2 separate regions of the Homo sapiens genome follow, and region 1 is linked to region 2. The links are chromatin loops, found by intact Hi-C in ENCODE. Cell type or tissue: thyroid gland. All regions are shown on one strand. Each heading gives the region's core, and the rest is flanking DNA. Links, peaks and the distances in the headings are about the cores only. Region 1 holds the start of LOC105372318 (a long non-coding RNA gene). Region 2 overlaps ZNF737 (zinc finger protein 737).

Region 1 (15,085 bases), core at 4,115-12,114, 56 kb after region 2:
TTCACTTTCCCAAGTTAGTTAATTGACTTATATTCATCTAAGCGGCTCATTAAACTCATCTGGGCTGCAGAAGTTGGGAAGAAAAACGACCTCTGACCTACTTATTCTGTGGCTTCTCTACAGGACATAAGCAATAATAGAAATTACATTGGTATACCTATGTTACCCATTTTCCATGTATATGTTTATCTAGCTGCCTATCTTATATATATATCTATATGTATAAAAAAGACTGCCAAAGAAGAGTAGGTTAGAGGTGATTTTTACTTTATTGTCCATTCAGGCCGGGTAAATCCAATCAGCCATTAGCTCAGTGAAGTTTTATCAAATCCAATCCACCACCAAATCACGTTGTGCTAAATGTGAAAATGTCCTCATTACTGGGCACCAAAGTGTTTTAAATTCAGAGTCTAATCAAAATAGCCCATGTGGTTCTGTCCATCCAGCTAGGAATCTTCAGACATGCCAGTAGGCCTAATTTTTTTTCACAAGCTCTGGCCTGACCAATAAGAACAACCTTTGGTGCTTCAGTGCAGTGTCATTATCAAATGCAGCCAGGTAACATGTACCATTATATTTGCTTTCAGTATCATAATCTTCTAATAAGAAACCTAGGCTTTCCATTATGATAAAGACCCTACTTTAGCCATAAAGACAAAAGGGCAAGAGTGTACTTTCACATTGCACACTCGTGGAAATAAATGAGAACCCCTGTCTTGATGAAAGTCTTAATGAGAAGAAATAAACATTCTCAAATTTTGGTGAGAAACTTTGGACTGAGTCTAGTTCAACTTTGGCCCCATGTGTAACAGAAACAGAAGGATCAACATTGACATGGCAATGAACGACTTCCATTGCCTTAGTGCAATTTTTTTTTTTTTTTTGAGATGGAGTTTCCCTCGTTTGGCCCAGGCTGGAGTGTAATCGCATGATCTTGGCTCACCACAACCTCCGCCTCCCGGGTTCAAGCGATTCTCCTGTCTCAGCCTCCTGAGTAGCTGGGATTACAGGCATGCACCACCATGCCTGGCTAATTTTCTATTTTTAACAGAGATGGGGTTTCGCCATGGTGATCAGGCTGGTCTCTAACTCTTGATTTCAGGTGATCCACCCGCCTTAGCTTCCCAAAGTGCTGGGATTACAGACGCAAGCCATCGCACCTGGCCCCTTAGTGCATTATCTCCCAGAAGCAAGAAACAACAAAAAATGCTTTTTTCATATATGTTAAATGTGGCAGGATGTATGTTAGAACATATTTTTATTTGTGTAATATTTGTGATATTGTTTATAGGGCAGATAAACTTATACATGTATGGAAGTTACTTTTTTTCGTTTTGTTTTTGTTTTTGTTTCTTGAGATGGAGTTGCACTGTGTCACCCAGGCTGGAGTGCAGTGGCGCAATCTCAGCTCACTGCAACCTCTGCCTCCCGGGTACAAGCGATTCTCTCACCTCAGCCCTCCAAGTAACTGGGGTTCCTTCACCCACCACCCTGCCTGGCTAATTTTTGTATTTTTAGTAGAGACGAGGTTTCACCATGTTGGCCAGGCTGGTCTCGAACTCCTGACCGCAGGTGATCTGCCCTCCTCCACCTCCCAAAATGCTGGGATTATAGGCGTGAACCACCGCGCCTGGGGGGAAGTTACTTTTTATCTTACTATATTCATAGTAATGCATATCAATACAAAGATTGATACATCTAGATATAAATATACATAAGAAGACAAACACATAGAGAATTCTATAAATATTTCTATCTAAATATTTATGTATACAAAACACGTTCCCCAAAAGACATTTTTAATCTTCTAACATGCACTAAAGATGCTGATGTAGAATCATTTTTTTTCTCTTGCTAAATAATGTAAATAACATGCTAAATAGAACATAACCATACAATGTTGTTTATGTAAATATCAACAAAGCTTTATCTTCAAGGGCAAAGCCGCAGAAATAAACTGAGAATAAAGCCATGTAACTCATCTGTCCAGGTTAGTATTCCAGCACCCTGCATGTCTCCTCAGAGTGTGTGTGTTCTGTTCACATCCACCATTTGGGGCCTGCCTTAATAAAGCCACAATCACTATTCAAATATTTGTATGATTGGTTTGCCCTGGGCTGAGCTACTTGGCTGGTTGGAATCACCTGGGCTATGCAAATTGGCTGATTGGAATCACCCAGGCTCTGCTAATTTGCTTATTTAAGTTACCTCAGCTTCAGGGGTAGAATGTGGAGATGTCATCTGACCTACTTTATTTCTGAGGCTTTTTTTTGAGGGACCTATGCACAAATTAACATTACGTAGACATACCCATGTGACTCAATTTGTGTGTATATGTTTATCTAGCCACGTATTTTATATCTCTATGTACAGAAAGAAGCCTATAAAATAAACTTGTTCAGAGGTGATTTCCATTTTCTTTTCCTACAGGTTAGGTAAATCCAATCAGCTACTTAGCTCAGTGAAGATTTATTCAAACCAAGCCACATGCCACATCACATTTTTTTCCATAAGGGTAAAAATGTTTTTAATAACCTGGCACCTGGGTGTTTTTAATTCTGGTCTCATTAAACAAGCGCAGTGAGTTTTTTCCATGTATCTAGGAACTGCCAGAAATGCTTGACACAAGTGGGCTGAGCCTTCCTCACAAAGATTTGATCTGGAATATAAGAGCCACCTGTGACACTTCAGTGAATGTTCACTATCACCCATTTGAAATGTAGCCAAGTACCATGTACCATTATATTTGCTTCCATCATCACCATCTGTCTACTAAAAAGATCTAGACTTCTTTTTTATTACCATAAATACCTGACTCCTGCCACAAAGACAAAAAGATAAGACTGTGATTTTACATCACACACTCTTGGAAAAAAATAGAGTTCTTGTCTTGATAGAAGTTCTAAAGAGCGGGTGAGAGATTAAATGACTACCAGGAGCTAGATAATTGCTGTTTTACTAACAAATGTTCATTTTCATTTCTATATTATCTCATTATGTTAATAATGAAGTAATAACGTTTATCCAGGGAATTTCAAAAAAACTTATTTTTTCATCAGCCATAATAGTAATCAAAGACAGAGAAATGGAGGTGTTTAACTTTCATAATTTATATTTTAAAATTAAAATGCTTCTAGAAATAAAAAAGGAAAGGAAGAAAGAAATATACAAACAAATGAAAGACAGCCTGGTCAACATGGTGAAAGCCTGCCTCTACTAAAAATACAAAAATTAGTCAAGTGTGGTGGTGCACACCTGTAATCTCAGCTACTTGGGAGGCTGAGGCACTAGAATCACTTGAACCCAGGAGGTGGATGTTGCAGTGCGCCAAGATTGCTGCACTGCACTCCAGCTTGAGTGACAGAATGAGACTCCTTCTCAAACAAAACAAAAAAATAAACAAAAGGGAAGGAAGTGGATTACTCACAATAGCTAAGGTATGGAATCAACCTAAATGTGCATCAGCAGGTAAATGGAGAAAGAAAGTGTGGTATATGTACACAATGCAATTTTATTCAGCCCTTAAAAATAAGGAAGTCTTGTTATTTGCAACAACATTCATGAACCTGAATGATATGCTAAGTAAAATAAGCCAGCACAGAAAAGAGATGGAGTTTCCCTCTTGTTGCCCAGGCAGGCAGTGGTGCAGAGGCACCATCTTGGCTCACTGCAACCTCCGTCTCCTGGGTTCAAGCGATTTTCCTGCCTCAGCCTCCCCAGTACCTGCGATTACAGGTGCCCACCACCATGTCTGGTTAATTTTTATATTTTTAGTAGAGACAGGGTTTTGCCATATTGGCCAGGCTGGTCTCAAACTCCTGACCTCAAGTGGTCCACCCACCTCGGCCCCCCAAAGTGGTGGGATTACAGGCATGAGCCACTGTGCCCAGCCCACATAATCCAACATCTATGTAAAGTGTGAAAAAAATTTAAACTCGCCAGGCACAGTGGCTCACGCATGTAATTTCAGCACTTTGGGAGGCCAAAGTGGGCAAATCACAAGGTCAGGCATTTGAGACCAGCCTGACCAACATGGTGAAACCCTGTCTCTACTAAAAATACAAAAATTAGCCAGGTGTGGTGGTATGCACCTGTAATCCCAGCTACTCAGGAGGCTGAGGCAAGAGAATTGCTTGAATCTGGGAGGTGGAGGTAGCAGTAAGCCGAGATCAGGCCACTGCACTCCAGCCTGGTCAACAGAGTGAGACTCCATCTCAAAAAAAAAAAAAAAAAAAAAATTTAACTCATAGAAGCAGAGAATACAATAATGAGAAAAAAAAAAAATCCCCCTACTGGGTTTTGGTCTGGTTAAGAGAGCTTCTTCATGATCTTTCAGGGATTATATATGCTTTCATTTTCTGCATCCCTCTGTTCTCCAGTCAAAGGGTGAAAAAAGATACAGAGAAGACAATTTGCTTTTTACCCACTTCATTTCCACTCACTATTAGTCAATGTGGGTATAGCTGAGAATAGCAGTTTTCTGGCAGGACAGCCACTTCTAAGCAATAAACAACACACTGAAAATAAAGTATAAATCTTTCATAAAAAGCTAATGAATTTTAAGAAAAACAAGCATATGCATCAGTAATTCTTGGGGTAAAATAAAGATTCATTTTGTTAATTTCTATTGAGTTCCCAAAATATTTGATCAAAAGCTAGCAAATATACAAGAGAAATGGAATATTATTCTAAATAAGAATATTGTGAATGGTTATTTTGTCAATACAAGTAAAAATATGATCTCGCACTAACAGTCTCACTTAGAGTTGTACAACATCAAATGCTGTTTTTCATTTAAAATTGTATTTCATATAGGTATTCAATTTATATCACCCTCCTTTGCTATTTCAATCCCTTCTCCACTTTATATCAGTGGAAAACAGGCCAGCAGGTCCCAGGAAAGCACATGTTGCTATTGCTGCTTTAACAATGATCATGAAGAGCACTTGTTTGGGTGCGACTCACGTGTCAAACACTGTTATTTGGCTTAAAGTGAGGCAGAAGTTTAAAAATAATAGGTACTGCATTTGTTCACCCCAAGAAAAGTAAAAGCTAAGGCCCACAATGTGGTAAGGCAAGAGTTAAAAAGAAAAGAACAAGTTTGCCTCTGCCTAGCAGCTCACTTCAAGGACAGTTAGAAGATAATACTGTCTGAATAGCCAAGGCCAAAGGAATGGGCTCCAGACATCCACCTCCCTTTCAGAGCAAGGTTGAAGGAAAAAACAAAGAGAAAGATAGGTTCTTTTACTATTACTCTTTTCCCAGGCTTCTTAAGCATGATTATGTTTTACAAATGTCTGTATTTAGCCAGTTCTTGTTTTTCTTCTAATGCAGCTACAAGGCCACCGGCTAGGTCACAAGTTATATTACGCTATAGATTACGTGACCTGTCACTGTATGATTAACTGCTATTCTTTTGCTTCTGGAATGCTGCTTCTAAAAACCCCACTCTGTCTTTGTTCAATGCTCAGCTTTTGGATGTGAATCCTCTGAGCCGGTGCATAACTAAAATAAACAAGCCCTTCGGTACTCCGTATTGGTTTCTTCATTCCTCAATTTACCACAACATTTTTGGTGACCACGAAGGGACCAGAGAGGGCAGGCTTACTGTCTCCTTTGCCTCTGGGGACTGGAGCGTGAGCCTCGGGAAACCTGTGGCCCCAGGTGCCACTGGGAGAACTTCAGCCCGGAGGGGAGATCAGCTGTCTTTTCACCCAGTGCCCCCTACCCAGCAGTGCAATAGAACCTAAAGAGGAGCTACAGGACAATTTCAGAAACAGCGTGCTTCAGGAAGCACGGTAAGGTTTTGGGGGCCCAAGGCAGGACCTGTCCCTTGGACAGAAGGGGAGCCTGATCACCTCCTGGGGTATGCCAAATAATCGGACCCAGAGGGGCTCAGGGCAATGGGAGTGGCTCATCGATTCGGATGAAACTCACAACCTGCTGACACAGGACATGAAAGTGGTTCACTAAGTTGCCTAGGAAACTGGAGGTGGTGACAGAGGCTCACCACCCCAACTGGGAACTAGAGGGGGCAAGAGTGGCTCGCCACACCAACTGTGAAACTAGAGGGGGCGGGAGTGGCTCACCACCCCAGTTATGAACATGGGAACTGAAAATGTGTGAAAGTATGTGAATGGAGGGGACTAATTAGGCTCATCAGCTGGGAAGTGGGGAGTCACAGATCTCTCAGCGTGGACTGTGTGCTCCAAGAAAGTGTGGGGTCGACTAAGACTAGTGGCAATCTACATACAGCTAATAGAAACTGCCCTACAGCTCAGAGTTGTAGCGGGAATAAGGACTTCTCCAAAGCCAAGCAGCATCTGAAAACTCCTGTAGTAAGAGACAGTGTAGTCGGCTAAAATGAGAGGAAGAGTGAGTGTGCAAGAGTGAATGTGCTGCGTCGTAAAGGGAGGAGTGCGAGGAAAGTCATCAAAACATCAAAACTTGGCGTGCATGTTACAGAACCTTAAGAAAGGTTTTGCAGGGGTTATAGAGTTAAGATTAAGATTATAGAGTTAAGATTATAGATTATAGAGTTAAGTTAACCCCCTCAGAGGTTGAGAACTTTCTGTGAATTAGAATGGCCCTCTTTTGGTGTTGGATGGCGGAGCAAACGAACTATAGACGGAAAAATTGGCCATGTATTTAGGGTGGTGACAGGGGGTGGAGGACTGCCAGTGTACCCAGATGAAATTCCTTTATATTGACTCGTGGTTAAATATAATATAGACAAAACCAGCATAGATCCAGCCCTGTTTAATGGCTTATTGCAAAAAAAGCCAAAAGTGAAAGTAAGAGCAGCTTCACTGGCAGATACAGAGTTAAACGGGGAGTCCCAGAGAAAGCAAGAGAAGCCAGTTTTGCAGGAGCTGCCAGAGGAAACAGAAGTTCTTCCTCCATATGTCCCAGCCTACCCCCCTTTACCGAGGCCAACAGCCCCCCCAGGAACAAGATTCAGGAGCTAACACGCCCCAGGTCTTTCCTCGAAGGGGAGGATCAGGCCCTTGAGAGGCTAGGGAAGGAAGTCAAGACAGTCAAGTGGGCCATTTCAGATCTGGCCATGCTCAAGCTGTGCAAATGCCTCTCAGGGAGAAGATAGGACCTATCTATTATGATGACCAGGGCCACATCCAGAGGGGGGCAATGGACTTATATCTATCAGCCCTTTTCAATTACTGATCTACTAAACTGAAAACACCATACACTGTCCAACATGGAGAAGCCTCAAGTTCTTATAGATCTGATGCAATTCCTCTTTCTGACACACAATACGACCTGGCCAGATTGCAGGCAGCTTTTCCTAATGTTGTTTAACATTAAAGAGTGCCAGAGGATGACACAGGTGGCTCTCCGCTGGCTAGAAGCCCATGCACCAACAGACATAGTGAATGCTCAGGCATACGCTCAGGGTCAGTTCCCAGACCAAGACCCCAACTGGGACCCGGAGGATGCAACTCAGCTTCAGCGTTTGCAGAGGCACCGAGAGGCACTTCTGCAGGGCCTAAGAGCTGGTGGAAGGAAAGCAATTAATATAAGGAAGATTTCAGAAATGCTTCAGGGAGCTGACAAGAGCCCAAGTTAGTTTTATAAGAGACTCTGTGAAGTATTCTGCCTTTATACCTCATTTAACACTGAGGTTGCTGAAAATCAGCCTGTGGTGAATACAGCATTTGTAAGCCAAGCCCAGGGTGACATCAAGGGGAAGCTGCAGGCATGAATACCACCCAGTCTATAAAAGTGGCCAAGGTGTATGTTAACTGTGACCAGGGAACAATATGCAAAAGCAACAAGTGTGGCAGCTAGGCATTCCAAGGGTTAACTCCCTCTCCCCAGCCCGGCTCTATTTGGAACGAGACGAGGGTGGAGACTGGCACTGGGAGAAGAGCGAAGGAGAAGGTAAGGAGAAAGAGTGTGAGAAGGGAAAGAAGAAAGTAAAACGGAAATCAGAAAGAAACAGGAGAGACAGACAGCAAGCGTGTCAGTAGGGTCCGTACTCTTGCCCAGACCCACCGCTGGCTGCAGAAGCAGGAGAACTCAGGAAGGAAAAAGGAAAGTAAATTGAAAGTTTAAGAAAAAGGCCAGTCTGTTGGCAACAGCTCTTATGGAAAGAGAGATTAGCAATGTGAGAGGACTTGGACGTGGACGCAGACATGGAAGAAGTCAAGTTAGGCAGAAATTCAAGAGCCGGACAAGGCTGGAAAGAGATTAATGTATGAGAAGCAAAAAGAAAGGACCCTGGAAAGATGAATGTTCAGAAGGCAATGACGGAAATGGCTAAGGCAGCGAGACAAAGAGGCCATCGGTCAAGGGCTGCCGCACCTTTGAGGAACCAAATACTGATCTGATTGGGCTGCCAGGAGCTGAAGGATGTAAAGACTAAGACAGATCGGGCACCTTCTCACTAGGCTTCCAGGAGCCCATGGTCACATTAGAAGTTAAAGGCATTATCCTCAGGTTTGGACTGTCTCTAACTTTAAAGTCAGACAATGGACTGGCATTTCTAGCTGAAATAGTGCAAGATTTAACAAGACTGTTAAAAATAAAATGGAAGTTACATACAGCCTATTAGCTGCAAATTTCAGGAAAAGGTGGAATGCATGAACCAGACACTCAAATAGCTACTGAAGAAATATTGCCAGGAAATTCATTTGAGATAGAATCAGGTGTTTGCATATGATCCTCCTCCAAGTCAGGTGCACCCCCACCAAACAAATTGGGTATTTGCCCAGTAAGATTTTGTTCAGTCAGGCACCCCCAAATCAAAAGTCAAATTAAAGGTGCCCTCCAGTAAGTAGGGGAATTAACCTTAAGAAAGAGATGCAGGCTTTAGGAATAGCCATACAAAGTGTTTAGAATTAGGTACATGAAAATGCCTATAAGCCTGACACCCCTTTAAATCTGGTGACTGTTTAGGTTAAAAAGTAGAATCTAATTTCTCTAGGACTCAAATAGGATGAGCCCTCTACTGTAATCTTGTCCACTCCCACTGCTGTTAAAGTTTCAGGTGCTGTGTCTTGGATCCACCACAGTCGGCTAAAACCGGCAGCTCAGGACAAGTGAACCAGCCAGCAGGACCCAGATCATCCAACCTGGCTGATCCTGAGGCGAGACCAAGCTGCTGCTGAGGACAACAGCCCTGCTCTGGTCACTCCAGAGGCTGACCAGTCTATGCATGGCTGAAGCTTGAGGAAACAACAAGCCCTGCTCTAGTCACACACCAGAAGCTGACTAGTCTATGCACGGCCAAAGCTTGAGGACTCATCAAGCAAGTAAATGCAGTTAGAAATCTTAGGACTAGTAGTTTTACTGTATACTAACTGTTTGACTGTTGTTCTGTCCCTGTGCTCAACCTTTTTCCCAGGTGAGGACCTCTTTTGCCCTTGCTGGATATGAATATGCTGTACATTGTTTTGTTGTTGTTACTCCTCTTAACCATTCTAGAATAAACACCTATAGAAGGGTGTCTCCACTGTACACATACTACTTGATTAGGGAACAGTATAACTAGAACCCTATTGTACTATACTTATGAGTGTACAGGGACTCGATTAGGAACTTGTACTTATAATCAGACCACCTATTCAATTTGTGACCCAAGAAATGGTCAGCCTTATATATGCTGTGACCCTGAGTCTTTACCTGGGACTCGGTTGGAGATTCATACTGAGTCAAAGGAAAGAAGTTTTATAGGTCAAACCCAAGCCTCTCTTCCTGGAGCTATATGCATATACTTTGATATTTGTCAGTTAACATCTATGAACCCAAACTATCTCACAATCTCTGGTCCTACAGAGTACTATACAAACTGCCAGTACAAAATTGTGTGTGCACCCTCTGTTTGTCCTTCCAAGGCCCTAGCAATAGCTTGCTGGAACTGTACAATGCAGTTCACTGACTGATCATCACCGAGGTCAAAGCCAATCTTGCTCATCAAAGTACCAGCAAAACTGGATTGTAAGACAAGCACTTGCAATCCTGTAAGTCTTACTATCTTAAAGCCAGATCTACCTATATGGACTACAGGTTACTCCATTGCATTACAAAGCTATGGTCAAAAAACTAAAATAACTTTGTATATTCTAAAGAGGACTCAAACCAAGCAGTCAGCCCAGCAGCAATTCTGAGTCTTTAAGTCATTCTTTGAGCATATAAACCAGAAGTTACCAGAGCCTCCTCCTTTAGGCAAAAACCTATTTGCTCAGCTGGCTGAAAACACTGCCAGCAGCCTAGGCGTTTCCTCATGTTATGTTTGTGAAGGGACTAACATGGGAGACCAATGGCCTTGGGAAGTAAAAGAGTTAATGCCTCAAGATAACTTTACTCTGACTGACTCTTTTCCCAAACAGATGCCCACAGGTTCAAGCGTCTGGCTCTTAAAAACTTCTATTATTGGGAGATACTGTGTTGCTTGCTGGGGAAAGGATTTTACAGACCCAGTAGAAGAACAAACCTGCTTAGGACAGCAATATTATAATGAACCATTAAGGAAAACTTTGTGGTGGGACAGAGATGACTACAAAGCACATCATCCAAATTCGTTCTCCCATTTCTCTTCTCTAAATTACACTTGGTATCAACTTGCAGCTCCAAATACTTGGCAAGCACCCCCGGTCTTTACTGGATCTGTGGGCCTCAAGCATATTGACAGTTGCCAGCTAAATGGACAGGGGGCTGTGTGCTTGGAACAATTAGACCATCTTTCTTCCTGCTCCCACTGCAACAGGGGAAAACTTTAGGGTATCCTGTCTATGATGAAGTTAGAAGAAGAAACAAAAGAGATGCAGCCATAAAAAATATATAAAAAATAGGAGATTGGGAAGACATAGGGAAGTCCCCTGAAAGAATAATTCAACACTATGGGCCAGCTACCTGGGCACAAGATGGGTCACGGGGATACTGCACTCCTATTTACATGCTTAACCACATCATAAGGTTGCAGGCAGTACTTGAAATCATCATGAATGAAAGAGCAAATGCATTAGATTTACTGGCCCAGCAAACCACAAAAATGAGAAATGCTAACTATCAGAACAGATTAGCTTTAGATTACCTCCTAGCCCAGGAAGGAGGAGTATGAGGAAAGTTCAATCTAACTAATTGTTGCCTGGAAATTGATGACAATGGAAAAGCAATTATGGAAATAACTGCAAGAATGAGAAAATTAGCCCATATTCCAGTTCAAACTTGGAAAGGGTGGTCCCCAGATTCTCTCTTTGGAGGCTGGTTTTCATTTTTCACAGGGTTCAAGATTTTAATAAGGGTGGTTCTGGCCATACTAGGAACTGCCTAATACTCCCTTGTGTCTTACATCTGCTTGTTAGAAGCATTCAATCAACTATAGAGGAAATAGTAGCTAGGCAAACTACCACACAGCTCATGACTCTGTGTAAATATCAAGCTTTGTCTAAAGAAGAAAACTTGTCTCTTCAGGCAGAACTAAGTAATAGTGATGACTTCTATTAAACTTCTTTCATAAAAGGCATCAGAAAGGGGAAACTGAGGCAAGCATTTAAAAATAATAAGTATTACAATTATTCACTCCAAGAAAAGTAAAAGCTAAGGCCCAGAATGTGGCAAGACAAGGATTAAAAAGAAAAGAACACGTTTTCCTCTGCCTAGCAGCTCACTTCAAGAACAGTTAGAAGATAACGCTGTCTGTACAGCCAAGGCCAAAGGAATGGACTCCAGGCACCCCCCTCCCTTCCAGAGCAAGGTTGAAGGAAGGAAAAAAAAAAAAAGAGAAAGACAAGTTATTTTACTGTTACTCTTTTCCCAGGCTTCTTAAGCAGGATTATGTTTTACAAATGTCTGTATTTCGCCAGTTCTTGTTTTCCTTCTAATGCAGCTACAAGGCCACTGGCTAGGTCACAAGTAATGTTATACTATAGATTACATGACCTGTCATTGTATGATTAACTGCTTTTGTTTTGCTTCTGAAAGGCCGCTTATAAAAACCCCACTCTGTGTTCAATGCTCAGCTTTTGGATGTGAATCCTCTGAGCCGGTGCACAACTAAAATAAAAAATCCTCCTGTACTCCGTATTGGTCTCTTAATTCCTCAGTTTACTGCAATAAAAGTACTGTTTTTCTACTTTTTTCTAAATTTACCTGTAATATAAAATTGTTAGCCAAGAAGACTTTATCTTATTCAAATATGTTTTATGGGATTTCATTAAGTGTCTGAATTATCTGGAGTACTTACATTTTCCATTAAGCTAAATTGAGTACTACAGATAATCTTTAACTAAAAGCTTTTCTGAGGCAGAATAAGATTTGTAACATTTTATTATCATATGAAAGAAGTGTATTAACCATGTTTTCAGTAATCACTCTGAACACAGCATTCTCAGTTCCCAGTATGCACCCTGAGTCACTCAGGGGAAACTGGTTTCTCTGTAAAGAGGCAGAAGAAAATGCTGAGTGGAGGCACCACACTGCACAGCAATGCTTTCCACATGCACCTATTAGGGTCTTCATTTAATTGGGCTGATATTTGCATAGCTACTTACTGAATTTAGTCATACTATTTTTGAGCAGCTAATGGTGTCTGTTACCTATTAATTTTATACATTTGCTTTTTTTGAAAAACAAATCTTTTGTTAATTTACTCTAAGTTGAGACTACATTTAAAATGTTCAATTTTTCAGCGTTAAAGCAAATCAGAGAAGAGCAATGTGTATATAGTGTGCATTTTCCTATCAAAATTCTTTATTGCATTGGAAACCCCAGGAAGCCAACTATAAAATACTCCCTTTGAATACTTTAGCCAGGATTTTAGACTTCAAAAGGTCAAAAACAATGAGCAAAGTCAAAATCTTGTTTTTATTTCTTGTTAGTCATCTGGCCATTTCCAAAAGCATGATAATTAAGCCAAGTCATTGAAAATATGCAGTTTTGATTAATTTTATCCCATTTGGAATGTTTTCTTTAATTGTTTTATCATGTTAATCTAAAAGAAACTGTCTACATAATTATGCTTTCAAGAATTATTCATATTGTTTACAGTTTAATCATTTACTACAGTATAGTAAAATCATTTACAATAGAATTATGAATTCATTGTTTTTAAGGTTTTTCAAATATGAAAACAGTTAGGTATGATTTGATGTAAGTTCAACTCTAGGACATTACCCACTGGTCTTCATGGTATTTCTGTAATGAATAGTATAAAACTAGGTCGCCAGAATGGTGCAGACATGCTGATTGAATTAGAATGAGTTCAGCCTTGTTGGTAGACTATTGGTATCCCAGAGGCTGATCATTCACTACAGCTTACTAAATGTAGTTCCATAATGCCAGTGAGCACTTTTACCCAGGTTACCTTTTTCCTTTCATTAATGTGGACCTGTTGTGGTCTCCTGTTTTTCTTAAGCTATCCCAGGTGAGAGGTGATTATTTCTTGCATGAATGAGATTCCCTTTTTTTCCCCTCTGCCATAGGATCCTCTTATTCTCCCTACTGGAAGCAACATGCAGAAGGCAGGAATGATGACAATAAACAAATACGTTTCCTGCCATGTGGCCACCATAAGCAGCTTACAACATGGCTCACCTAGAAGTCACTTACTTTCAGGCCAGCAGGGGTGTTTTCTATGATGTGTCTCTTTCTCTTAAAAGCACTTCTGATTAAGTTTAGCACAATCAGGATAATCTCCATTTTGGTAAACACGAAGTCAACAGATGAGTAACGTAATTTCATGAGTGATGTCCCACCACAGTCACACACTTTTTTACACTCGAGAGTATTACACAGCAGGTGCGCAACAGACTGGGAATCCAGGGTATTATCTTAAAATGTTGCCTACCCACCTGAATAAACTTTTAAAATAGTCTTTCTACTGCTTTTGTTATCTACATAAACAAAAATGTCATCTGCAAATAATAACTACTTTCCAGTTTTATTCATTACAAATATTAACTAACATCTTTTTTTCTGGCTTAAATTATTATTCCTTTATGTGTCATTTTATACATTCACACACACATAGAACAATAAAAATGTATCCAATTATTCAATTTTGGTTAAATTTTTATTAAAATAAGCGTTAAAAATAATTTTTTGAGTGTGTTTGAAGAGGGCTTTTATTGTTGTACTCAAGAGTGTTATTTCTGGAGACAAAGTTGCCTGTGCTTTAATACACGGATTCTGGGGAGAATCCGAGCCATAAGCCATAAAATTTTATATTAATAAATTCCATACAAAGCAGAAAGTATACATTTGCTTTCAGCATATTCAAGGTGTTTAGTTTTCCATTAATCACCTAAAAACTTATTTTGTTCCAATAATTGCGTTTTCTTCTGAAAATATGTACAAATGCATATTTACCAAACACTCATTTCATAATTTTCTTACACCTAAGGTTTATCTTCAGAGGAATATGTGTATATTTCACTCTATGAAAATTAAAAGTCTTTACGTTTGCAGGCAGAGTGACCACATGTTCAAAGAAACTATATAACAAATATTTATTAATAATTTTTCAGGACTCAGAAATGTAATTTTTTTTCCTTTGAGGAGTCTCATCACTCTGTCACCCAGGCTGGAGTGCAGCAGCACAATCTTGGCTCACTGCAATCTCCACCTCCCAAGTTCAAGTGATTCTCCTACCTCAGCCTCCAGGTGTGCGCCACCATGACTGGCTAATTTTTCTATTTTTAGTAGAGACAGGGTTTCACCACATTGGCGAGGCTGGTCTTGAACTCCTGAGCTCAAGCAACACACCTGCCTCAGCCTCCGAAATTGCTGGGATAATAGGCATGAGGCACTGCACATGGCCGTATTTTTTCTTTTTTTTTTTGTGACGGAGTCTTGCTCTGTTGCCCAGGCTGGAGTGCAGTGGCACGATCTCGGCTCACTGCAACCTCTGCCTCCTGGGTTACACCATTCTCCCGCCTCAGCCTCTGGAGTAGCTGGGACTACAGGCGCCCACCACCACGCCCAGCTAATTTATTTTTAGTAGAGACAGGGTTTCAACGTGTTAGCCAGGATGGTCTTGATCTCCTGACCTCATGATCCACCTGCCTGGGCCTCCCAAAGTGCTGGGATTACAGGTGTAAGCCACTGTCCTGGCTTTTTTCTTTCT
Region 2 (15,085 bases), core at 6,074-14,073:
GCTTGGCGATGTGACGTGCACCTGTAATCCCAGCTACTTGGGAGGCTGAGACAGGAGAATTGCTTAAACCCAGAAGGCAGAGGTTGCAGTGAGCCGAAATCGTGCCACTGTACTTTAGCCTGGGCAACAGAGTGAGACTCCATCTAAAAAAAAAAGGAAAACAACAGCAACAACAAAAATATGCAACACAGGACCTGGAAGATATAATTGAAAATCCATGTGTATTGTACCAGTATTCACAAAAGCCAAAAGGCTGAAGCAACCCAGATGCCTCTTGATTTATAAACATATCAAAAAATGTAACATATACATATGATGAAGTATTATTCCACCTTAGAAAAAACAATCTTGTCAATTTTAAGATGAACTTTGAGAATATTATGTCACCTGAACTAATCCAGTGACAAAATTTTGGATACTGTATGATTCCACATATATGATATATCTTAAGTAGTCAAAATCATAAAATCAGAAAGTGGAAGGTTTGTCTGTCAAAGGCTGGAGAGAGGGTAAAATGAGCAGTTGTTACTTAATGGTCAATGGCTTTTAGTTTTACAAGATGAAAACTTTCTAAAAGTCTTTTGCTTAACAATGTGAATATACTTAACATGACTGAAATGAACAGCTTTTTTTTTTGAGACACGGTCTCACTCTGTCACCCAAGCTGGAGTGTAGTTGTACAATTTTGACTTCCCTTAAATCTCCCAAGTAGCTGGGGCCACAGCTGCACATCACTATGGCTGGCTATTATTATTATTATTTTTTATAGAGAGGTGTCACCATATGTTGCCCTGGCTGGTCTCAAACTGTTGGGCTCCATGGATCCTCCAGTCTTGGCCTCTCAAAATCCTGGGATTACAAATAAGAGCCTCCACCAAGCCTGGCCCTGAAATGCACACTTCAATAGATTTAAGGTGGTAAATTTTATATTACGTGTTTTTAAGCAATTTTTTTTAAAGAAAAACTGAAAAAAAAAAAAAAAAAACAATTATGTATCTTTTTGAAATTTACTTTCAAATCATAGAAGTGTCTCTCACAAAAGCAAATATATATTCATTGTTAAACACATGGTGATAATAAGACTATCTCCATAAGTACTCACTTAGACAAGATAAAACTACCATCAAAAATCAGCTAAGAAAGAATATAAGCCATAACTAAAATTGGGGTCATATTTATAGATAAATACACATACAAATGTAATCTGATTATGATAGATATGCATAATTTATCTCTTAATTAAACCTTAAATTGACTTAAAGTGTACAAAAAGAACTGCAAATTGTCTAAAATTATAATACATAAGTAAAACCAAAACACCCAATAAACTAATCTTAAGAAACCTACACTGAGGCCAGAGGCAGTAGGTCACATCTGTAATCCCAGCACTTTGGGAGACCAAAGTGTGCAAATCCTGAGGCCAGCAGTTCCAGACCACATTGGCCAATATAGTGAAACCCCATCTCTGCTAAAAATACAAAAATTAGCTGAGCATGGTGGCTCATGCCTGTAGTCCCAGCTACCCAGGAGGTCAAGGCAGAAGAATCACTTGAACCTCGGAGGGGTTCAAAACTTCAAAACAACAATAAGAGAAATGTTTACTCATAAAATCTTGTATGCAACATTGAAGTATAATTAAAAAAAAATTGTCAGGCCGGGCACAGTGGCTCAAAACTGTTATCTCAACACTTTGGGAGGCCAAGATGAGCAGATCACCTGAGGTCAGGAGTTCAAGACCAGCCTGGCCGAAGTGGTGAAGCCCCATCTCTACTAAAAATACAAAAATTAGCTGGGGACGGTGACACACGCCTGTAATCCCAGCTACTTGGGAGACTGAGGTATGAGAATAGCTTGAACCCAGGAAGTGGAGGTTGCAGTGAGCCAAGATCATACCACTACACTCCAGCCTGGGTGACAGAGTGTGACTCCATCTCAAAAAAAAAAAAAAAAAAATTCTAGATAACTGCAATATTTAACTGTTGGTGTGTACTCACAAAATGCAAGTATTCTGAATCATTAGCATGCACTGTGTGGCAGTAAAATTTCAGAGATTATGCAGTATAATTATAAATAGAAGATTCTAATGAGAAAATAAATTAGCATTTAAAAGAAACTAGTTCCTTTTAATGTCTTAAATATATGGTATTCTTACACAAAATGAAACTGCTGTAATCAAACATTGGAAGCAAAGAGTACCCTTACATTGTTAAATAAGAAATATATATTTTGTAGAATGGGGTTAGACCCTCTGATATGTAAAACAAATATTAGGAAATAAACTATTTTATTATGGAGATATAGGCTGAAAAAAGTAGATGAACATCCTATAATTCCTTTTTACCTGCAGCAAATTTAAATTTATAAATAACTATTTTAGTAACTATGGGTGCCTACTAATTATGTAATTTACTTCAGGCATATCATGCAAATTCTAGCATATTGTCTTCAATATTTGAATCTAAAATTACAGACAAATCTGAAAGAGAACATAGAAAGTAAAAATATATAGGGAGAGTGACATCAGTAAAATGAAAAGATTAAAAGTGCCCTATTTTCATATTCCCTTACAGCAAAACAAGTCAGCCATCGCTGACAAAAATACCTTTATGAGAGAACCAGGATTATGACTCACACCTGTAATGACAGCTCCATGGAACATTAAGGTTGGAAAATTGCTTCAGGCCAGGATTTTGAGACCAGCCTGGGTCTCAAAGACCAGATCAAAGATGTAGCAAGATGCCATTTCCAAAATAAGTGCCTCTAAGGGAGATTTGAGAGCTAGGGTGGGAGTTGTGAAATGCTGTTAAAGCGTAAGGTTGAGAAGTGTTCTATTCAGAAGGCAGGCTCTCATTCACGTGGGAAACTACAGTACCCCTGTTCATGGCTACAGACCAGGATAGGGTTTACCCAAGTTGGTCCCACAGAGAATTCTGAACTTACTCTGTAACCAGCTCAAACTCCCAGCCACAGTCTGGCAGAGGTCCTGCCATTCCAGAGACCTGGATGAAGGCACCCATTTACAGCAATGTAGGCAGGCTTGCAGACTTTGGCCTTTACTGGGGTCCCTGAAGAGGTTCAATGACTCAGTTTCGGTTACCTGAGCCACAGTTTATGGTCAGTTCTGCCTACATAGAAGCCCACACAATTGGGCCGGGCGGGGTGCCTCATGCCTGTAATTCCAGTACTTTGGGAGGCCGAGGCAGGCAGATCATCTGAGGTCAGGAGTTTGAGACCACCCTTGCCAACATGGTGAAACCCAGTCTCTACCAAAAAAATACAAAAAATTAGCTAGGTGTTGTGGTGAGCACCAGTAATCCCAGCTACCCAGCAGGCTGAGGCAAGAGAACTGCTTGAACCCAGGAGGCGAAGGTTGCAGTGAGCCGAAATCACGCCATTGCACTTTAGCCTGGGCAACATGAGTGAAACCCCATCTCAAAAAAAAAAAAAAAAAAAAAGAAAGAAAGAAAGAAATCCATTGCAATTGAAGAAAAATAAGTAAAAGTTGCTGTTTGTGGATCATACATCTTACATTTTAAAAACCATAAACAGTACATTAAAACCTGTCTAAACTAATGAATACACTGAGTAAATTAGCAAAATATAAAATTAACACACAAGTACATGTATTGTTTCATACGCTTAAAACAAACTATCTGATAAAATAGAGGAAGAAAAAATCTTATTTAATATAGCATTAAATAATAAATTTCTGAGAAAAAAATTAACCAAGAAGGTAAGAAAATGTTTACAATAAAAAAATGAAAAAATTAGAAGATCCAAACAAATTTTAAAATATTTTATGTCTAGGGATTGAAAGAATAAATATTATTAAAGTTTCATATTATCCAAAGTGATCTATAGATTGCATAAACGTCCTGTCAAAATTGCAGTGTTTTTTTTTTACAGAAATGGAAAATACAATTCTAAAATTTACATGAAAATAAACTCTGAATAGCCAAAGCAATCTTGAAAAAAAAAAAGAACAAAGCAGAAGGATATCATACGTATAATTTCAAACTATATTTCAAGACTATAATAGTAATAAAAATAGAAAGGACTACATAGAAAAATAAACAAAAAAATTGGACAGAAACTACTACTCTCACACATCAGACCTGATGCAAAAAGAGAAATAATTCTCAAAATCATGCAGATATTTGTGTGTCCCCAAAACAATGAAAAAGCAGCCAGACTGTGCAGTATTTTATATGCCATGAAGAGGACTCTGGCTCTCACTGTGAACTTGAAGGGAGCTCACCGAAAGAAAAGTAGAATTTTTACAGAATTTAAAAGCATAAGCAGAAGATGCCCCTTTATAAGAGCAAAATTTAAAAAAGAAAAAAAAAAAAAAAACAGCTCCCAGGAACTATTTTCTTTGGAGCACAGCTTCCCAAATCACACTTTAAGGACTGGCTTTCTCTTTGACTTTGGGACCTCTTATCTGTGTCGTCTGCTATATTCATTTTCACTTGCACCTACCTGAGGGGTTGGCTACCATCTCATGTTTCTTCATGGTCAAAGGTTTTTTTCCTTGCTCCAGACAGGTGATGAGGTCTGGCTTAGAGACAACAATACCTGTTTTATTAAAAATAAATAACATGAATCTTGCTCATATTCTCCAATTACAAGCTAGTAATGTGCTCGCAAAGACAATGTAATAAAATATTATAGTAAATTAATACCAAAATACAAATTTATAACAGAAATTTCTAAATATTTAGAAAATACTTTAAATTTGCCAGGTGCAGTTACTCACGCCTGTAATCCCAGCACTTTGGGAGGCCAAGGTGGGTGAATCACGAGGTCATGAGTTAGAGACCAGCCTGGCCAGCATGGTGAAACCCCATCTCTACTAAAAATACAAACATTAGCCAAACACGGTGACTTGCCCCTGTAGTCCCAGATACTCATGAGGCTGAGGCAGAAGAATTGCTTCAACCTGGGAGGTGGATGTTTCAGTAAGCTGAGATCACACCACTGCACTCCAGCCTGGGTGACAGAGTGAGACTCTGTCCCCGAAAAAAAAAAAAAAAAAAAAGAAAAAGAAAGAAAATACTTTCAATTTGTAGGTTTCTTAATTTTCCTTCCTGGTACTACTGAATCAAAAATTGGTGGTGGCATTTAGATTTTCAGGTGGAAGCTACAATAGTTTATGTCAGTAAATTTCTGGAATTACCACTAATTTGGAGTGAAGATTACAGCTCACCTCACAAATATGGAAAATTTGGATTAAGATGAAACATCTTGAAGAAATTTTTTTCTTTTCTTTTTTTTTCCCCTTGAGACAAAATCTTGCTCTGTTGCCTGGGCTGGAGTGCAATGGCATTATTTCGACTCACTGCAACCTCCGCCTCCTGGGTTCAAGGTATTCTCCTGCCTCACCTTCCCAATTAGCTGGGATTACAGGCATGTGCCACCATGCCCGGCTAATTTCTTGTACTTTTAGTAGAAATGGGGTTTCACCATGTTGGCCAGGCTGATCTTGAACTCCTAGCCTCAGGTAATACCCCCACCTCAGCCTCCCAAAGTGCTGGGATTACAGGCATGAGGCACCAAAGAAATTATTTTCTAAATGAACAAATTCTGAAGATTTTCTTGAAAAAGTGGATCTGAAACTCTTTTATAAAAGAATAAATTACTAAAAAAATTCTACAAGAGAGAGAAATAAAGTCTTTTGTGTATATTATGAATTATGTATTAAAGTTTTTCTCACCAAGGAAGACCAGGTTTCTGTAGTTCTCTAACATCACATTCCTATATAAATTCCGCTGTGCAGTGTCCAGGCAATGCCACTCCTCCAGAGAGAATTCTATGGCCACGTCTCTAAATTGCAATGGCCCCTGAAACACACACACAACATACGTTTTTACCAAGTAGCCAAGGGTGGAATTTTTAATTTGACTTAAGTTCAAATGAGAGAGTAAAGACAAATGGTTCTGACTTATAGGACTGACTAAAATTATCCAATAAAATAACTTTCAACACAGAAATATTCTCTAAAGTATTCTCTGAGAAAAAAGAACAGCATAAGATCCACAACATCAGTTCATGTATTTTTCTAGATAGTAAAGTGTAAAATTAAGGGTATGAACACGAACATGTACATTTTTGAGTGCTATGTTTACATCATATGGAATGAGCTGTGAATATTTTTCAGATGACAAAGACATGTTGAGTTTAGAAGGCACCTCTAAAATTTAAATATATACAATAAGTTGAAGACCTTGTTATGCAGGGTTTTTTTCCAGAAGATCTGGAATAAAGTTTGATTTTTTGAATTTCTAACAAGCTCACCAATGATGTCAATGTTTTTGGCCCAAGAAGGATATTTTGTCAAACATCCAGTAAGTGGAAGAGCCTGTTTTTCCCAGTTTTTCTGGCCTGTAAACAAAGATAAGAGTCTTCATTTTCCAAAGAAAAATATGTAGAAAAAATTAAGAAAAAAGGACAACTGCCAGATTAAATGTGGTGGTTTATTCACATCAGCTGCATAAAGATACTTAATAATGAAGAGAAAAATAATCAGCTACATAGTGAAAAATATCTGTCACAGAGCTATTTAAGCAAGTGAATCATTAACCATTAACTTCACTAGAAGAAATTTTTATGTTGTGCTAATGCACATAGAAGAACACAGCATCACTGTTGAAATATTCCTCTTTTAAAAAAGTAAATAAAATCTGATTCAATCATAAAGAACCATCAGTTTTATGCAAACCTCAAAATACAGATAACTCCTGTGTTCTGTAATTTTTAGTAGTAATTTTAAATAGACTTCATTTAGCACCCTAAAGAGCAGGTATGTCCTAATAAGTTTTTTCAGAACTTTCTGGGTAATAAATGGCATCCCATTTAAATAAGCATTTCTTTTTTTTTTTTTTTTTGAGGCAAAGTCTCACTCTTGTCCCCCAGGCTGGAGTGCAATGGCATGATCTTGGCTCACTGCAACCTCCGCCTCCTGTGTTCAAGTGGGTCTCCTGCCTCAGCTTCCCGAGTAGCTGGGATTACAGGTGCCTGCCACCACGCCCGGCTAGTTTTTGTATTTTTAGTAGAGACAGAGTTCCACCACGTTGGCCAGGCTGGTCTCGATCTCCTGACCTCAGGTGATCTGCCCACCTCGACCTTCCAAGGTGCTGGAATTACAGGCATGAGCCATTGCGCCCAATCTAAATAAGGAATTTCTTTTCTTTTCTTTTCTTTTTTTTGATATGGAAAATCACTCTGTTGCCCAGGCTGGAGTGCAGTGGCGCAACCTTGGCTCACTGCAACCTCTGCTTCCCAGGTTCAAGCTATTCTGCTGCCTCAGCCTCCTGAGGAGCTGGGATTGCAGGCACCCACTGCCATGCCTGGCTAATTTTTTGCATTTTTAATAGAGACGGGGTTTCACTGTGTTAGCCAGGATGGTCTCAATCTCCTGACCTCGGGATCTGCCCGCTTCAGCCTCCCAAAGTGCTGGGATTACAGGCATGAGCCACTGCACCCGGCCAATAAGCAATTTCTTAATCCTGTTCGGCATACAGCTAATGGAACACACTAATGGAGCCTCAACATTACATGTTCTCCATCTTTACTAAGGACCACAGTTTTCCCCAATAGAACATGAGAAGTTATGATGTAGAGAATGAAGAAAAGGCTCTGGGATACAGCAAAGAAACATTTTTCAGACACCTTTGACTATCGTAAGAATTTTAAGAAGTACTTAAACCAAACTCCTTAGGGAGGAGAAACACAAGTAGAGAAGTAAAGGTTTGTGAGTACTAAACGCATGGCAGTCCAGAAGGCAGAGTGGACACAGCTTTTCAGCTGAGGCACGTTTACCTAAAGAAAAGCCTTTTTTTTTTGTTCTCCTATCTCCTCCTTCACTGGAATTCCTTCTCAGATGAGATTCTTTGGACAAATTACACCTGAATCTTGAGAATATGCCTTTAAAGGTGTCAGTACCACAAGTATACCTGCTAGCATGACATCAACTGGCAGAAAAAGACAGAAAAATCCACCCATTTCTGTCCTTTAAAACAGAAGAGGTTCAGGAAAAATGAGCTGCTCCATAAAGATGAAAATATAAGTTTCTCCTTTCCTGTCCTCAGGGGCCCTCCCCTACCACAGACACCATCCATTTCTGCTACAGTAATGGAAATATGTGCCACTGACCTGTCCCTACCAAACCCAAACAGAACAGACCCTGTGGCCACCCTTTAGTGCAAAGGTGGAACTTAACGCTCATGAATGTATTTTGCAGCCTTCATACCTGATTCTGGCCTCACCTTACAGTCACATAAGGCCCTTCGTTAAAACAACATGGATGCTTCCACCCAGAACAATAAACAGAAGCTGTGGGGAGGGCACAAGAGATTTCTGCAAATTGGCCATGTGATCCTAATGAGAGGCCTGGGCTGATAACCACTAAGCTAAGCATTGCCTCTCAAGCTTTAACGAGCTAAGCTAAGCATTGCCTCTCAAGCTTTAACGAGCTTATAATTCACTTGGTAATTTTAGCTCCACTTTATGTAATGTGATTCTGCAGGTTTGAAAAGGGTCCATGAATGGGTGTTTCAAAAACAAGTTCCCTGTCAATGCTGATGTTGCTCCCCATTGGCTCATTATTACCATTAGTCAGAGAAGCAGTCACAGCACATAGTCCCTTATACTTAGCACTCTTGTCACAACCAAATACTTCTCATACAAACAAGGACAACCCATCTCCATCCTAAAGTTTTATATTATTTGATGGCTCTTTAAAGTTTACAGAGGAAACAAGGCAGCAATGTCTGAATAAGTCTGTTTTTAAAAAACAACATGTACACATGTACTAATGCACTGTTTGTTAAACAGGTACTATGTGCACAATAGTATGATACAGAGCACTGTGCTGGGTATAACACATTAGGTGATTTAATTCTCATAACACCCGGGGAGCTGGTACTAAGGGTTTAATAGTTTTCAAGATTTAGTTAAAGGGCCCAGCATTTTTATTTCTTCTTCTGTTTCTCTCTCATCAATTTTTTAAAATTGTACAGAATAAAAGCTAAATATAGCCAGATGAAAGAGATAGAAAGAAAGAGGTTAATGTAGTTTAGACAATTTTATTCTGTTTATATTTACTTTTTTGTGACTTATGGAGCAACTACTGGATCTGCAGGAATAGAAAACAAGTTTCTAAATAAATGTCTCCGCAAGCACTGGTTTTAATAGAAGATTAAAAAACTAGGACCCTAAAATACATACTTTATTTATCCCATTTATCTGTTTGTGGTTTCAGGAAATTGTGAGCACCAGCTCTAGAAAGGCAGCAGGATTCACCAGCCAAAACTTTGATCTCTTCTAATCAGTTATCTGAAGCAAGACTACAAGATAGGGTCAGACCTAAATAAGGCCTCCAAAAAGGGTGAATCTGAACAGGTCTGGGTCTGGCTCAGGGTGAGGACCCTATGTAAAATTCTGCTCTCTATGTCACTGCAGTACTACCAGTTTTGTTTTTTCTAAGCTTACCTAAAAAAAAAAAAAAAGAAAACTTAAATCCCAGAGTTTCTGTAATTTTAGTATTTTCTAGCCACTGCCCTGTCAACTTTGTACTACATTCTAATACGCAATTTAAACAAATCCTTTAAGGTTTTCTAGGGTAATTTTTTTTTTTTTTTTGAGATGCAGTCTCCCTCTGTCACACAGGCTGGTGTGCAGTGGTGCCATCTCTGCTCACTACAGCCTCTGCCTCCAGGGTTCAAGTGATTCTTCTCTCTCAGCCTCCTGAGTAGCTGGAACTACAGGTGCATGCCACCACGCCCAGCTAATTTTTGTATTATTAGTAGAGACAGCATTTCACCATATTAGCCAGGCTGGTCCCAAACTCCTGACCTTGTGATCCACCTGCCTCGGCCCCACAAAGTGCTGGGATTACAGGCATGAGCAACCATGCCCAGCTTTTCTAGGGTAATTTTATTAGAAAATAAATATGTACATGTAGCAAGGTAAAAGAAATAGAAATTATATGGCCAGGAGTGGTGGCTGATGCCCATAATCCCAGCACTTTGGGAGGATGATGTGGGTGGATCACGACCTCAGGATTTCGAGACCAGCTTGACCAGATGGTGAAACCCCATCTCTACTAAATATACAAAGATTAAAAAAAAGATATATATAAATTAGCTGGGCATGGTGGCTGGCACCTGTAATCCCAGCTACTCAGGAGCCTGAAGCAGGAGAATCGCTTGAACCAGGGCAGCAGAGGGCAGCAGTGAGCCAAGATCACACAACTGCACTCCAGCCTGGGTGACAGAGACTCCGTCTCAAAAAAAAAAAAGAACCTATAATAACAATTCTTCTGTTCATAAATATGCCTTCAGATGTAGACATCAGAAGTCTCAAAAATATAAAGAAAGTGGCCTAAATAAAGCCCAAGGTGTTGGACACATCTATGTATTGCACCAACCATATGATGCACAATTCAATTATTTATCCAGTTGCTAGTCTAGACTAAAAGCTTCTGGATTGTAGGAAAAAAGACTGCTGCATAGTTTTTTTTTAATGGCCATATAAAATGGAAGCAACTAGTTTATCCATTTGGGTCTCCAGATCTTTTCCTTCTTTACCATCCAAGTACTAGGAAACTGGAGAAACTCTCATCTGGGTACCAACCAAAGACACCTCTTGTATGAGGGGATGAAAAAACACAGGATGACTCATTTCCCTTACACTGAGACAGAAGCAGAATTAACCACTCTTATCAGCCTAACACAATTCTGCTCTGAACATCCTCAAATGCCTCAAAGACACCCAGGTGATTGTGAGGGAATTTCCAGTGACCCTGGGCTGATGGCCCAATGATAAGCCAGGCTAGAGAGACTCAGGCTGAAGACCAATGCAACAGAATAGAGAGCCCAGAAATAATGCCACCCTCCTATAACCATCAGATTTTTGACAAAGCTGACAAGGGAAATGTGGGAAGAATTCTCTCTTTAATAAATGGTGCTGGAATAACTACCTAGCACTATGTAGAAGACTGAAACTAGCTCACTTCATTACAGCATATACAAAAATCAACTGAAGATAAACACTTAAATGTAAGCTTAAAATTATAAGAAACACTGCATGAAAACCTAGGAAATACCATTCTAGACACAGAAACTGGCAAAGAATTCATGAGGAAGCTACCAAAAGCAACTGCAACAGAAGCAAAAATTGACAAATGGGACCTATTTAAACTAAAGCGCTTCTTCACAGCAAAGGAAACTATCAACAGAGGAAAAAGACAACCTACAGAATAAAAGAAAATTTTTGCAAACTTTGCCTCTGACAAAGGTCTAATATCCAGAATTTATTAGAAACTTAAACAAGTTTAAAAGACAAAACCAAACGACCTCATTAAAAAGTAGGCAAAAAAGATGAACACTGCTTTTCAAAAGAAAATATACATGTGGCTAAGTACCTGAAAAAAATGCTCATCGCTAATCACGGGAGAAATTAAAAGAAAAACCACATGTGGCTAAGAAGTACTTGAAAAAAATGCTCATCACTAATCACTAGAGAAATTAAAAGAAAAACAACAACGAGATATCACTTCACACCAGTCAGAATGGCTATTTTCAAAAAGTCAAAAAATAATAGATGCTGGCAAGGTTGCAGAGAAAACGGAATGCTTATACTCTGCTGGTGGGAGTGTAAATAGTTTAACAACTGTAAAAAGCAGTGTGGCGGTTCCTCACAGAACTAACAACAGAATTATCATTTGACCCAGGGATCTCATAATTGGGTATATACCCAAAGAAACATAAATTATTATATTATAAAGACACATCCACATGCATGTTCACTGCAGCACTATTCACAATAGCAAAGATAAGGACAGGCCCTAAATACCTATCAGTGGTAGACTGGGTAAAGAAAATATGGTATGGTCAGATGCAGTGGTTCACGCCTGTAATCCCAGCACTTTGGGAGGCCGAGGCGGGTGGATCATGAGGTCAGGAGATCGAGACCATCCTGGCTAACAAGGTGAAACCCCGTCTCTACTAAAAATACAAAAAATTAGCCGGGCGCGGTGGCGGGCGCCTGTAGTCCCAGCTACTCGGGAGGCTGAGGCAGGAGAATGGCGTGAACCCGGGAAGCGGAGCTTGCAGTGAGCCGAGATTGCGCCACTGCAGTCCGCAGTCCGGCCTGGGCGACAGAGCGAGACTCCGTCTCAAAAAAAAAAAAAAAAAAAAAAAAATTGGCCAGGTGTGGTAATGCCCGCGTGTAGTCCAAGCTACTTGGGAACATGAGGTAGGAGAAAATTGCTTGAGCCAGGGAGGTTGAGGCTAAAGTAAACCAATATCATGCCATGGCACTCTAGCCTGGGCAATAAGGGAGACTCTGTCTCCAAAAATAAAATGAAATAAAAGATTTAGTCAAAATAAAATATGGTATATAAACCTCATGGAATACTCTGTGGCCATTAAAAAAAAAAATCATGTCCTTTGCAATAACGTCAATGAAGCTGGAGACCATCATTCTTAGAAAACAAATGCAGAGGCCTGGCGCAGTGGCTCATGCCTGTAATCCCACCACTTTGGGAGGCCAATGTAGGTTGATCACTTGAGGTCAGGAGTTCGAGACCAGCCTGCCCAACATGGAGAAAAGCCATCTCTACTAAAAATACAGAATTAGCTGGGTGTGGTGCCATGTGCCTGTAATCCCAGCTACTCAGGAGGCTGAGGCAGGAGAATCACTTGAAACTGGGAGACGGAGGTTGTGGTGAGCCGAGATCACACCATTGCACTCCAGCCTGGGCAACAAAAGTGAAACTCCGTCTCCAAAAAAAAAGAAAGAAAGAAAAAGAAAATACTGTAGAAACAGAAAACCAAATGCATGTTTTTATTTATAAGTAACAGCTAAATAATAAGAACACACAAACACAAAGAGGAGAACAACAGACGCTGCGGCCTAGTTGAGGGTGGAGGGTGGAAGACTAAGAGAATCAGAAAACATACCTGTTTGGTGCTATGCTTAATACCTCAGTGACAAAATAATCTGCACGCAAAACCCCCATGCACCAAAACAAACTCATGTGTACCCCAAAACAAAAATAAAAGCTAAAAGAAAAAATTAAATCCCTGGGTGGGAGAGATTGCAATGTAGGTGAGAGGACTGATTTTTGCTACAGATAGTTGTCCTGGTGCAGCTGTACTCTGATTTATTACTGTGTGCACGCAGACATATGAGATTATGAACAGCTGATTCAAAATGCTAGGTTGGTGGAGAAAACAGATTGCTGCTGCAGATTTAGTGTCTGGGGGTGGGGATACGCCAGGAGACTTGTAGAGACTTGTGGGTTCTTGGCAAGAAACACTAGGATCAAAAACGCCGTGGTGAAGGTCCTGAGGGTGGTGCCTACTCCTGGGAGGAGGGTGGACATGTCAATGTCTAGTGTGTGTGTTTGTGAGTGGGTGGGAATCCTGTGGTGGCAGCTGTGGGAAAAGGGGGTCTGTCATCAGAGCTCCTTTCTTCTAAGTTTTCAGTCCTCTGTCACCCTGGGAGAAGACCTGGAATCACAGGACAATGGGCAGTGTGACAGCCTGTGACCAGACAGCAGAGCTCCCATTCCCAAACACCTAGAGTTTTATTCCAGGCCAGACTTCTGTGATATCTTTTTCCTGGCACCAAATCTGTAGAGTTTGCTGAACATTAAACAATTCTCCAACACCAACTCATTGTCTAACATTTGAATTCTGACACCACCGAGAGTCAACACAGACCCTGATTCAGGGCTCAGTCCCACAACACTGTCCTCACTGCAGATGCCAATCACAAACCCCATGGGCTTATCTATGCTTCTGAGCTACTGTTTAAAAACTGGGGAGTCCCATAACCTCCCTGAAGTTCAATAATTTGGTAGAGCTACTCACAGAACTCAGCAAACCACTGCAGTGATGTTTAACAGTTTAATATATAAGATGCAGCCCAGGAAAAGCCAAATGGAAGAAATGCACAGAACGAATAAAAGAGATGGGGAAAGATGAAACACACAGATAATCCTGGAAAATATTTGTGATTAATAAAATTCTCCATCTTTTGTGTGCTCCAGGAACAGTTTATGGAAAGAAACACTGTTCCCATTATGACTTAGTGCTCTCTTTTCTTATCTATCACACAGGCACACACACACACTGCACATTTTCTCCTTTTTCTCATTAAAAAAATCAGCTGAATTTGTCTTCAGCGCTCAAAATATTTCTTCACTTTGTCACCCAGGCTGGAGTGCAGTGGAGCAATCTCAGCTCACTGCAACCTCTGCCTTCCAGGTTCAAGCAATTCTCCTGCCTCACCCTCCCAAGTAGCTGGGATTATAGGCACCCACCAACACACCTGGCTAATTTTTTTTTTTTTTTTTTGAAATGGAATTTCACTCTTGTTGCCCAGGCTAGAGTGCACTGGTGTGATCTCGGCTCACCACAAACTTTCAAGCCATTTCCCAGGATCAAGCCATTCTCCTGCCTCAGCCTCATGAGTAGCTGGGATTACAGGCATGCACCACAATACCTGATTTTTCTTTTTCTTTTTTTTTTTCTGTAGTAGAGATGGGGTTTCTCCATGTTGGTCAGGCTGGTCTCGAACTCCCGACCTCAGGTGATCTGCCCACCTCAGCCTCCCAATAATTTTTGTATTTTAGTAGAGACAGGATTTCACCATGTTGGCCAGGCTGGTCTTGAACACCTGACCTCAGGTGATCCGCCTGTCTCAGCCTCCCAAAGTGCTGGGTTTACAGGCATGAGCCACCACACTTAGCCTAAAATAAAATATCCCTTAATCGAACTCTTCTTAAGCTTATCTCCCTCCCTCAGGCTCCTGAACTTTGAGCTACCCTCAGTCTGAGTCAGCATACAACCCCATTTTATGTCCCTCCTAAGAACATGCTGATTTCAGGGTAAGACATCCTCTGATCTAAAATATGACTTTTTCACTCTCCGTTTGCCATTCACCTCCCACCTCCTTTCTAATCTTGTTTGCTCCTCCCTAAAAAAGAAAGCCCTTTTCTGCTTACATCTTTGCAAGCCATAAAGATCTTAAATTAGTTGGTATTTTCTGCTGTTGCAATTTTTTTTGGAATTCATTT

What was found. Peaks named below come from ENCODE experiments on the same cell type or tissue, not always from the same donor. Only the 100,000 strongest peaks of a DNase experiment are listed, where the experiment ranks them.
Region 1: it touches region 2 in a loop (2.0-fold over the local background); 5 of 110 quality-filtered maps call a loop at or near these places.

The regions. Positions count from the first base shown.
Region 1 is chr19:20,606,058-20,621,142 of GRCh38, forward strand. LOC105372318 (a long non-coding RNA gene) reads left to right here and starts at 5,199. Exons shown (of 2, transcript XR_936412.4): 1 at 5,199-5,798; 2 at 9,002-12,038. It overlaps ZNF626 (zinc finger protein 626), which reads right to left. Exons shown (of 4, transcript NM_001076675.3): 4 at 13,882-15,085. RefSeq lists a silencer at 7,786-8,044. In thyroid gland, for the core only: no CTCF peak of the experiment used is centred there; DNase peaks (open chromatin) are centred at 4,924, 7,384, 7,774 and 8,324; H3K4me3 peaks cover 923 bases; H3K27ac peaks cover 5,025 bases.
Region 2 is chr19:20,547,996-20,563,080 of GRCh38, forward strand. It overlaps ZNF737 (zinc finger protein 737), which reads right to left. Exons shown (of 4, transcript NM_001159293.2): 2 at 5,714-5,840; 3 at 4,480-4,575. All of the region lies in intron 2 of LOC105372316 (a long non-coding RNA gene), which reads left to right. Among named protein-coding and RNA genes, the nearest start is that of ZNF737, 10 kb to the right of the region's middle. In thyroid gland, for the core only: a CTCF peak has its summit at 10,206 (motif pointing right); a DNase peak (open chromatin) is centred at 10,206; H3K27ac peaks cover 517 bases.